2 separate regions of the Mus musculus genome follow, and region 2 is linked to region 1. Evidence: chromatin loops called from intact Hi-C (ENCODE). Cell type or tissue: gastrocnemius. All regions are shown on one strand. Region 1 overlaps Gm40036 (a long non-coding RNA gene). Region 2 overlaps Myh10 (myosin, heavy polypeptide 10, non-muscle).

Region 1 (5,000 bases):
TGACAGTCATGATTCTGGCGAAGCAGAGAGTAAGTACCTAGCGAGCCATGAGCTGTTCCACTCACGTTTATTTGGAGTGGGTTTTGTAGACTGGGCAATCCTAGTGGGGTGGGTGGAGTGTTAGGGAAAGTGGTCAAAGGCTTCTGCAGCCCCACAGCTTTCGAAAATGATGACAGTTATTGCCACCTCTTAGAGACATACACCGCTTATTAGCAACCCGGGGCTCTCGGGAGCTCTGTAGTTAACAGACCTACTTAGCTCTGTTTGATCTTAGCCAATCCCTGTGTATCACTGCCTGACAACGTTTGCAGAAACGGTACTCCCTAGGAGATGTTTGGGAAATACCGAAGTTAGCAGGTTCTGGGTGGCCTGGTGCTTCAGGGCAAATCTGGGCTCCCAGGCTAGCAAACCTCCCTGACATTGTACTAAGAACTTGACAAAGGTCCTCTCATTTAGTCAGAACACCAAATTTATGAAGTGAGCTATTACTATACCCTCATGTCATGAGTGACATGGCTGAACTTCAGAAAGGTAAAAGTTCAAATCATATCTGTCCGACCTGGGAGGTCCATACTCTCAACTGCTATGCTAAACTAATTTAGATAGTGAGAGACTACTCTGGGCAAGGAGCGGTTAGGTGGGGTAGGACCACAGCAGGGATAGCTTGTGTGGGGGTTGATTTCATATGAGGAATCATAAAAAAATAAAATAAGGCTGGGCAGATGTGAACATCCTGTATGCCAAAGAAGGAAAGGAGGGGTGCATACTGGTTGAACTTTGCCTCTGTGCCAGATATCCACATGCAGTCATGTTTGCAATTCCCTAAAGCGATGTTCAATTACAATAAACCAGAGCTCGCAGAAATGAGCTGACCGAGTTGCCCAGGATCGTAATAATTAAATAGTAGATCCATGGCTTGGACGTACATATGACCCAGCAAAGCCCACAGCCTTCCTTCGGCCTTCCTCTAGTTTTTGACGCTCTCCTGAGGGTTGTGTTGTAAATGGTGAACTGGAGCTACACAGGATGCTGAGCACTGAGATCTGTTTTGGAGTGACCATGGCATGTCCACGAGAGAAGGCACTGCATCCAGAAAGAGGGAAAGTACTAAAGAGCAACAATGTTGCGATGTTGACAGAAATGAGTCCCACAGATACAATCAGAATGTCTCTCTGGCTGTTGACTAAATAATGAAACAAACAGTTAAAAAAAAAAAAAGGTTTCAGCAATCATGTGTCCATGAGATGGGGAGATCACAAAGCTGTCAGTACCAGATCTGAGAGCAATGCACAGATCATAAAATTATAGGTACAACAGTGGCTGGAGAGATGGCTCAGTGGCTGAGAGCACTTTTCCCTTTTCTAGAGGACCATAGTTTAGTTCCAAGCATCCACCCTGGCCAGTTCAGGCCTGTGACACTAGCTTTAGGGAACGAATGCTATACCTTCTGACTTCCATGGGCACCTGCACACACCTAGTGCACACACACTCATACACATAAACAAAAAGAAAAAAATTCATTTCTGTTCTTCTAACCTGGCACCAAGTCTCTGGTTCCATGCCCAGTAGGCACACGGGGCCCCATGCCCAGTCTACTGGCCAAGCGGTTTGTCCTCAAGGCAGGGGCCCCGCTGGTGGTGTCTGAGTCTGAGGAATAACCTACAGGAGTTGATGCTTTTGTATGTATGTGACTCCAGTTCAGGGGCCTGGTAGGCACCATAGGCGTGAGGGTTCTATGGCACCCAGTAACGTTTTCCCCAGGTCAACCAACCCCCACAGACAGCAGCCTCGAGCATCTGCAACTCTCTGCTCTTTGCAAGGGATGGTACCATCCTCTTAAGCCTGAAGAACCATTTTCTACCTCTCCCCTAGAAGTCAGAGTGTATAAACTGTTGAAAAGGGTCTAAAGGGAATGAGGGCAGGAAGAGAGAGAGAGAGAGAGAGAGAGAGAGAGAGAGAGAGAGAGAGAGAGAGAGAGAGAGAGAGAGAAGCTGGGCCAGAGGGTTGGAAGCAGTCCACTAGGGGGCACCAAACATACTAGGATTCCACTTCCTCCAGTAACCTGGTCTCATGCCCTTCCCAAAGCTCCAGCAGACGATGATGCCAGGCGGCCCCGTAGCCCATCAGCTCTCCGAGGCTGCAAGAATAGGAAAACATGAGATGAAGCGTCGAGTTAGATTTTTTTAGAGGCAGGAAACAAGTCAAAGAGAGGGATCTGAAAATCCGCAACGCAGATTCTCGCTAGCATTGGCCAGCAAGAAACAGGTCGCACCAGCTCTGAGTAAACGTGGGTATCGCTTCCTGAGAACACAGGTTACCCTGACGCGGCTTTCACTCTGAAACAGGAGAAATGACAGTATGAATCCCTTGCGTTTCCTAGGATGGTTGAGGGGCCACATGAGGTCAGAGTCACAAATAATAAGCCAGTTTCGCAGATGCTGGCTACCTGCTCCTCAGGCCCCTCCCCTCCGACAAGTTTCTCACTCTCCCCAGCTTTTGGTGTGAGTGATTTCAAAGGGGCTTCGTGGTGTTTATGAGTCCGATTCACTAAGTGTTCACTGGAGCCTCTATGAAGTGGGGAAGATGCGATTTGATGCCAAACAAGTTGAAGAAAATCCAAGAGTCTCTGCTCTCATTGAATTAAAATCCCCTGCTTTGGGCATGGGTGAGATGGCTCGGTGGGTAAAGGCAGTCAGCAGAGAGAAAGGGCACACGGCAAAGCGCAGAGGTGTGTGGTCAGAGTCTAATGTGCGGACTGTATGAAGAAGCAGAACAGAGCAGCCTGCGCTAGGGCTCGAATAAGGTTTGTACTCTTCAAAACTCACCTTGGGATGAAGTGCGGTCGTGGGATACTGTGGGATACTGAGAAGGTGGGAACTTAATCTAACTGTGGTGTTTGGAGGTGAGACCTTACAGAGGTCATTAGGATTCCGTAACATTATCGACGTGACTTTCCCATGGTGGCCTTAAAAAGAGACAGAGATAGAGGAGAGGGGCAGACATACAGAGAGAGACAGAGACACAGAGAGACACAGAGAGATGGGCAGATGACACACCCACACAAGCAATGGGCTGTACTGGCTCCACCCTGAGAACGGGAACTCTCTCAGGTGGGAAAGACTGCTCTGCACACAAAAGCACTTGCTTGCGGAAGCCTGTGGACCTGAGCTTAATGCCTGGAACCTACATAAGGGTGGGAAGGGTGAACTGAGCCCACAAAATTAACTTCCAGCCTCCACATGAATGGCGCATTAGCACCCTATATACTATACACACCATCACCACCACCACCACACCACCATCATCATCATCACCACCACCACCATCATCATCATTTTTACCAGCAGACCTGCTAACCAACATAAACCTTTTTGACTTATCCACTCTGTGATATTATACTATTAGCAATATAAAGGGGCTTAATACAAATCATTTTGTCATTTCCTCTTTAACTCAGAGACAATTATTTTTTTAGTAGTCTTTGGCCAGGAACAACACAGAGCTTTTGTTTTGTTTCGGGTTCAGTTTTGTTTTGAGACAGGGTCTCTCTACATATTCCCGGCTGTCCCGGAACTCACTCTGTAGAACAGACTGGCTTTGTACCCTCAGAGATCTATCTGCCTCTGCCTCCCAGGTATTAGGACTAAAGGCCTGAGCTATTACTCCTGGCAAACAAGTTTTCAGGAGCACAGAATTTTTTAAGTGCTCTTTTTCTTTATTTAATTTTTTTTTTTTTTTTTTGCTTCATTCCATTATACTTCAACTATAGTTAAAGATTGCCAGCTCTTTGTAATTTTTTTTGGTAGGTTGTGGACATTTTCTCTGTTAGCTAAAAAAAATGCATGTGCATAATGATACGATTCTATTATCCAAATGTTCTTTCTTACATGCTGTCATGGTCTAGACCCAGTTTGAGTGTGTCTATCAAGGGGCTCAGAACTGGAAGCTTGATCACTATCTGGTGATATCAAGAGGTGACGGACGGAACCTTTAAGAGATGAAACATAGTGAAAGGTCAAAGGTCAGATTAGCTCCCCTCGGTGCTCCCTGACCTTCTATCTCCCCCTGTCTCCTCTCTCTCTCTCTCTCTCTCTGTGTGTGTCTCTATGTCTCTCTCTGTGTATGCATGTATGTCTGTTTCTCTTTTTCTGACTCTGTCTCTGCCTATGTGTGTCTCTGTGTGTGTGTGTGTCTGTGTCTCTGTGTGTGTGTGTGTGTGTGTGTGTGTGTGTGTGACACAAAACACAAATTCTCACCGTGTCATCCACTGTGGAGTTGCACAGGGTGGGGTGGGGTGTGCTCAGCAGAGGCAGCACTCTGTCCCTGGACTCCAGCCCCCAAACTGTGAGCCAAATAAAACTCTCTTTGCAAGTTCTCAGATGTTTGGAGAAAACTGACTAATGTACCTATATTTAGACTTCTTGACTCGCCATAGTCTGGAAAAGGTGCGCTACGTAATTGTGGACAGGGATTTCTCCCATTGTAATTGGTTGTTGCTGAATGTAACTTGAGACCCTGTTGCTACATCATACGGTATATCTGTGTTTATGGTTATTTCTCCTTGGTTTGTTATTCTGCACTAATCTACAAAGTTTCTTTTTATCTTTTATCTATTCGTATCTTTAATTTTATTCTGTTTTTATTGCTATTCTGAAGCTTCCCCTCCCCCACCCCAAATATGCCCAGGTTTTAAACCTTTTTAATTTTCTAATTTTGCTCAAACGATCTCTTGCTAGCAATGTACTATTAGATTTTTTTTTAGAGATTTTTAATTCTTATTTTATGTGTGTGAATGCGTTTCCTACATATATTTGTGTGGACCACATATGTGCCTTGTGCCTGTGGAGGTCAGGGACAGTGGAACTGATTTTACAAAGAGTTGTGAGCTACCATGTGGGTGTTGGAAATCAAACCTGGGTCCTTTGCAAGAACAAATGCTCTTAACTGCTGAGCCATCTCACCACATGCCTGCATAGCAGCTACTTATAATCTCTGTGCTT
Region 2 (5,000 bases), 160 kb after region 1:
ACAAAATGGTTTAATATTTCTTTTAAAATTTAAAAAGTGGGCCAGGCATGGTGATACTAAAAAGGAAGAGAGAGGTAGGCGCATCTCTGAGTTCGAGACCAGCCTGGTCCACATAGCAAGTTCCTTGTTAGGGTCACACAGTGAAAGCTTGTCTTAATCAAGTCATCAGTCAGTCAGTCAGTCAATAAAGTGTTTATTGTTGAAAATTACTAACTTATGATTAAAATGGATGATGAGGCTGCTTTTTTGTTTTGTTTTGGTTTTTTGTTGTTTTGTTTTGTTTTTCGAGACAGGGTTTCTCTGTGTAGCCCTGGCTGACCTGGAACTCACTCTGTAGACTAGGCTGGCCTCGAACTCAGAAATCCGCCTGCCTCTGCCTCCCGAGTGCTGAGATTAAAGGCGTGCGCCACCACGCCCAGCTGATGAGGCAGGTTTTTTATAGGAACTAAAGTACAATCGCTGCTTCATAGCAATATTTCATGGACTTTTTAATATTTGGAAGCATCAAGTTTTCAGTACATGTTCGATTCTACCATAAGCTAGCACACATAACACTCCATGGTATGCAGCTTTAAAACCAATAGGAAAGGGCTGGATGGGGACGGGGTGTAGCAGTAGAGCATTAGCTTAGCATGGTGAAGCCCAGGGTTCAGTCCATATCCAGTGCTGCAAAGCAATATGGAATGAAATCTAACCAAGCCTGTAGTGCAGGCCTGTGATTCCAGCTGCATAGGAAGAACATAAGACCAAGACCTGCCTGGAGACAGAATAAGTTCAAGGCCAGCCTGGGTAAATTACTGAGACACTGTTGGGGATATAGCTAAGGGGTAGGCAGGCTTCCTGCTTCGCATGTACAGGCCCTAGGTTCAGTCTGTAGTACTTCTAGATAAATATGAAACCAATAAGAGTAAAGGAAAGATGGACACATCACATTATAGAATCTTACTTCTAGTTTAAATGCAAATAAAGAGATGAGAAAAGTTTTAGAATGTGTTGAATTGTGTGGTGGTTGACATTAAAAGCTTTTACGTTTGGATCAAAATGAGTTATAGATTTGTTGAGTCCTTCATTTGAACCCTGACTTTGGACGATGATTTATGGAAGCCTTTTTTTTTTTTAATAGAGTGTCTTGTGAGGTGAGAATTCAAAGAGTACCCCTTTAACTGAGTCTGGGAGCCCTTGTTTCAGCTGACACTGTTGCCTCTCTATGCCTGGATTGCTATAGAGAAGGAAAGTTCCCAGGAGAACTGTTGAATAGGCTGGGGATAGGCTCTCCTATACATGATTCTAATTTCCTTTAAAAGGAGAAAATATTGCAGTCTTCTGAGCATAGTGTGCATACCAGGAAAGAGTGTAGAACCTGTTGTTATTTAATGTATTGAGATCAGTTTAAAGCGATATGAATACAGATGCACTATTAGTTTGGACTTATCAGCAGACAGAAGCACAGTGGAGAGTTCGTCAGACAGTTGAGGCTCACACCATCCTATAACCCCCTGTGTGACCCTTGCTAGGTTGTACTGGAGCTGCTGACAGATGTGTGAGTTGCCTGGGCTGCTCAGGTGTGTACCAGAGGGATGTGTCCTAATTAGCATCCCTACCCATATATGTGAGGATGCAGGCTGTGTGCCTGCAAAGTTGGTGGGTGACATGAGTCTGGTAGAAGTACATCTGAGAAAAGTCATTGAAATTTTAAATCTTCCCAGGCAGAAAGGAGAGTTGGCTCTACTATACCAGCTTACAAAAATAGATGCTATATGTCTTGTGAATGGTTTCCAAGTCAGCTTGACAAATACAGAAGAGGAAGATATGAGGAATATGTGGTCTGCGAGCATATGATAGTGTTATCGTGACTAATGCTAGAAAGGACAACTCATTGAAAATTGCTATTAGCCATAATAATTTGTGTTTTAAATTATAATATGTATTTGTATTTATCCTATTATACTGAGGCACAAAGAAATTAAATAACTTGACCAAGAACATGTAGGTTGATAGTGTTATCGTTACTAATGTAGAAAGGACAACTCATTGAAAATTGCTATTAGCCATAATAATTTGTGTTTTAAATTATAATATGTATTTGTATTTATTCCTATTATACTGAGGCACAAAGAAATTAAATAACTTGACCAAGAACATGTAGGTTGTTAAAAGTGTGAGATAGAATTAAAAACCTGACATATTTTCTGTGTTTTGGTTTTGAAATCGGGTCTCTTTGTAGCCCAGGGTGACCTGAAACTCACAATCTTCCTGTTCCATCCCCTGGATGCCTATCATGGGCTTGAGCGTCCACACGTGGTGGCTGGCTACTGGAAACATTCTTACCCACACCACGTGGGATGCTTATATACTGCAGGACACAGGGGAGAGGGCCAGTAACACTCACACCAGGCTATCAGGTTAGGCCCATATACCATGTGGACAGAGAGCCTCAGAGGGGACCATGTGGATAATTCAGAACATAGGGTACCTCTCAACTTTTATGTTATAATCAGTCCCCCATTTAGTCTGTCAAGATCTTTTAAAATTCTGGATTCTTCCATCAGTTAAATATCCTAGTTTTATGTCTTGTATAACTATTCTGGGCACATGTTTTGCAACATCAGATTTACTGACAGAAATGGTAAAAGGTTTTGTTTTTAAGAAATATAAGGGCCAGAGAAGTGGCTTAGTGGTTAAGAATGCTGACTGCTCTTTCAAAGAAACCAAGTTCAAATCCCAGCACCCACATGGTGGCTGACAATTCTGGGGCATCTGATGCCCTCTTCTGGCCTCCATGGGCACTGCATGCACATGGTGCCCCACATACACACAGGCAAAACATTTATCTATACATATAAAATAAAAATAAATAAATCTAAAAAACAACAACAAAAACAAACCTTGTTTGTTTTTTTTTTTTCCTTAGGTTTGGAGTCTAAGGGACACCATGTTAGTAAAATGCAGAGTGTCCTTAGCACATACTAGTTGCTCAATAAATATTTGTTGAATGAATGGGCAGAAGCAAAGCTCTTGGTTGTGAATTCAATTGTAAAAAAGTCACGTTTAGTAGAAGCTTGGGGCAGCAGTATTGGCACAGCCAGAGACTAAAGCAGTTTTTCTGAAGACTAGATGCAAATAAGAAAGACGCAAGGGAACTTGTGAGCGAGAGGTGGAGACATGGAGTCTTCTTCAGGTTCTATGATAGAAATGATAATTTGGAAAAATATACCTGAGCTAAAGAAAAGACTTAGACCTGCCAGACAGGATATTGAACGGGGAGGTGTTATATACCTCGTCTTACATAGTGTGACAGACAGGCCAAGGTCAGAGGATCTTCATGGACAGGAATCATTACTATTAGACCTCATTTGTAGTGCTGAGACTCAGAAACCAAAGGCCGAAGCACCGAGGGCTCCCTGTGTATATAATCCTCTGAGGTCAGTCGGCCCACCTTCTGTACCGGCTCTCTGTCATCTGGCTCCCCTTCCCTTGTTCCTGACGCCGTCTCCTTTGGCCAGCGCTGCTGCGGAGCTCCTGATCCAGCTGCACAGTGGCCTCAGAGGCTCCTTTTTGGTGTACATAACGATTTAAGTGCATGCTGCTTTCTTGGAGTCTTAGAATGAAACCCAAATGTCTCGTTCTGCTGGGTAGCTTAGTTGTATTTGAATCTGTGTTGGCTGTCCCCTCTCCTTCCTTCCTTCCCTGGCAGGCTAATGGAGCCCAGGTTGTCCTTGCACTCAGTGTAGCCAGGGATGGCTTTGAACTCCTTATCTTCCTGCTTCCCTTTTCATTTTGCTTCAGGTAACTCCCAGTCTCTGATGAGCCAGCTTACCCAGATGTTCTGCTCAGTGTGCCTTGATTTTTCTTCCAGGATTTAATTGGTTCTTGGACATTTTCCTTGAAAATATCATTTGAGCCCACTCATTGAAGATACCCTACAATTGAAACCCCGTGTTCTAGAAGATGGGAGTTTTGTCCTTAACTTCTCTTATATCTCTACTAAACTTTTTCTTCTGTACCCTGGGAAAGCTATGTCCTTCCCCCTCCCCTCAAAGCTCTCTTCTTGGTTCCCCTCATTCTTCAAGCTTTGTTGTGACCCTATGATAGGAGACACAGAGTTTTACATGACCTCCTCCCACCATGAAAAGGCTTCATCTAACTTGTGCCACCAATTTCTGAGGTGACATTGCAGACATTTTCATCTTATTGAATCACCAGGTTTTCATTCTATTCTATTACAATGCCCTTCTAGGAAGACTAAAATCTATGCTTGCTTCCTGTGGGTCCCTGTGTAGCTGTCCCTCAGTGTGGTTCATGCTCTCTCCTAGCATCGGTCTTCTCATACCTGCCTTTGTTACACCTGTTTGCCAGACTTCTCCTGCTGAATGAATTGGGCTGTCTGTACCTCTTGGCATTCTTACTTGGGCTGCTGGTTCTCTGGGAGTCATGTTCATACAAGTGAACAGACTGACCTTGCTGGAAATTCATGACTGAAGTGACTCTGCCCTTAGGACAACGTGCCAGCTCTACCTGGAGAGAGATGATTGACAGTCTCTGTCATGACAGTTTGGGGGCCCTGTGTGCTTTAGACCTCTGGCTCCTTACGTGTCCTTCAGCTTCCCGTATACCAAGTGATTTCTCATTTCTGAGAAACTAGAAGTCACCAGTAAGCTGATTGTCCCCACTAGATGTACAAGCCATCTCCTGTTGTGCCTGTTGCCATCCAAGGCTAGTCCTGCCATCCCTTCATCTCTCCTGAATCACTACCTGCTGCCTTGCTTTCAACAGCTTCCCAACAGCTATAAATTGTGCCCATCCTTTCTCTTTGCTGAAAGTATTTATTATCACATTTCCTCCTCCTTTTCACTCTCAGATCTTTGAACATTGTCAGTGGTTAGGCAGGCAGGTCACTGTGGTCCATGGTAGAAACTTGAAGATGTTCTGTTTTCTCAAGGACCTTAAGAATAGGCTCTGTTTGAGAGCAAGAAAAAAGGGGAACGAGTGCATGGAGAAAT

What was found. Hi-C counts contacts between places; a loop is a spot of excess contacts. Peaks named below come from ENCODE experiments on the same cell type or tissue, not always from the same donor. Only the 100,000 strongest peaks of a DNase experiment are listed, where the experiment ranks them.
Region 2: it touches region 1 in a loop (2.9-fold over the local background); 10 of 42 quality-filtered maps call a loop at or near these places.

What each region holds. Positions count from the first base shown.
Region 1 is chr11:68,564,575-68,569,574 of GRCm38, forward strand. The region is part of intron 1 of Gm40036 (a long non-coding RNA gene); the gene reads left to right. Among named protein-coding and RNA genes, the nearest start is that of Gm40036, 4.8 kb to the left of the region's middle. In gastrocnemius, a CTCF peak has its summit at 2,032 (motif pointing right); DNase peaks (open chromatin) are centred at 1,644 and 2,048; H3K4me3 peaks cover 322 bases.
Region 2 is chr11:68,721,548-68,726,547 of GRCm38, forward strand. All of the region lies in intron 3 of Myh10 (myosin, heavy polypeptide 10, non-muscle), which reads left to right. Among named protein-coding and RNA genes, the nearest start is that of Myh10, 32 kb to the left of the region's middle. In gastrocnemius, a CTCF peak has its summit at 2,770 (motif pointing left); a DNase peak (open chromatin) is centred at 2,767.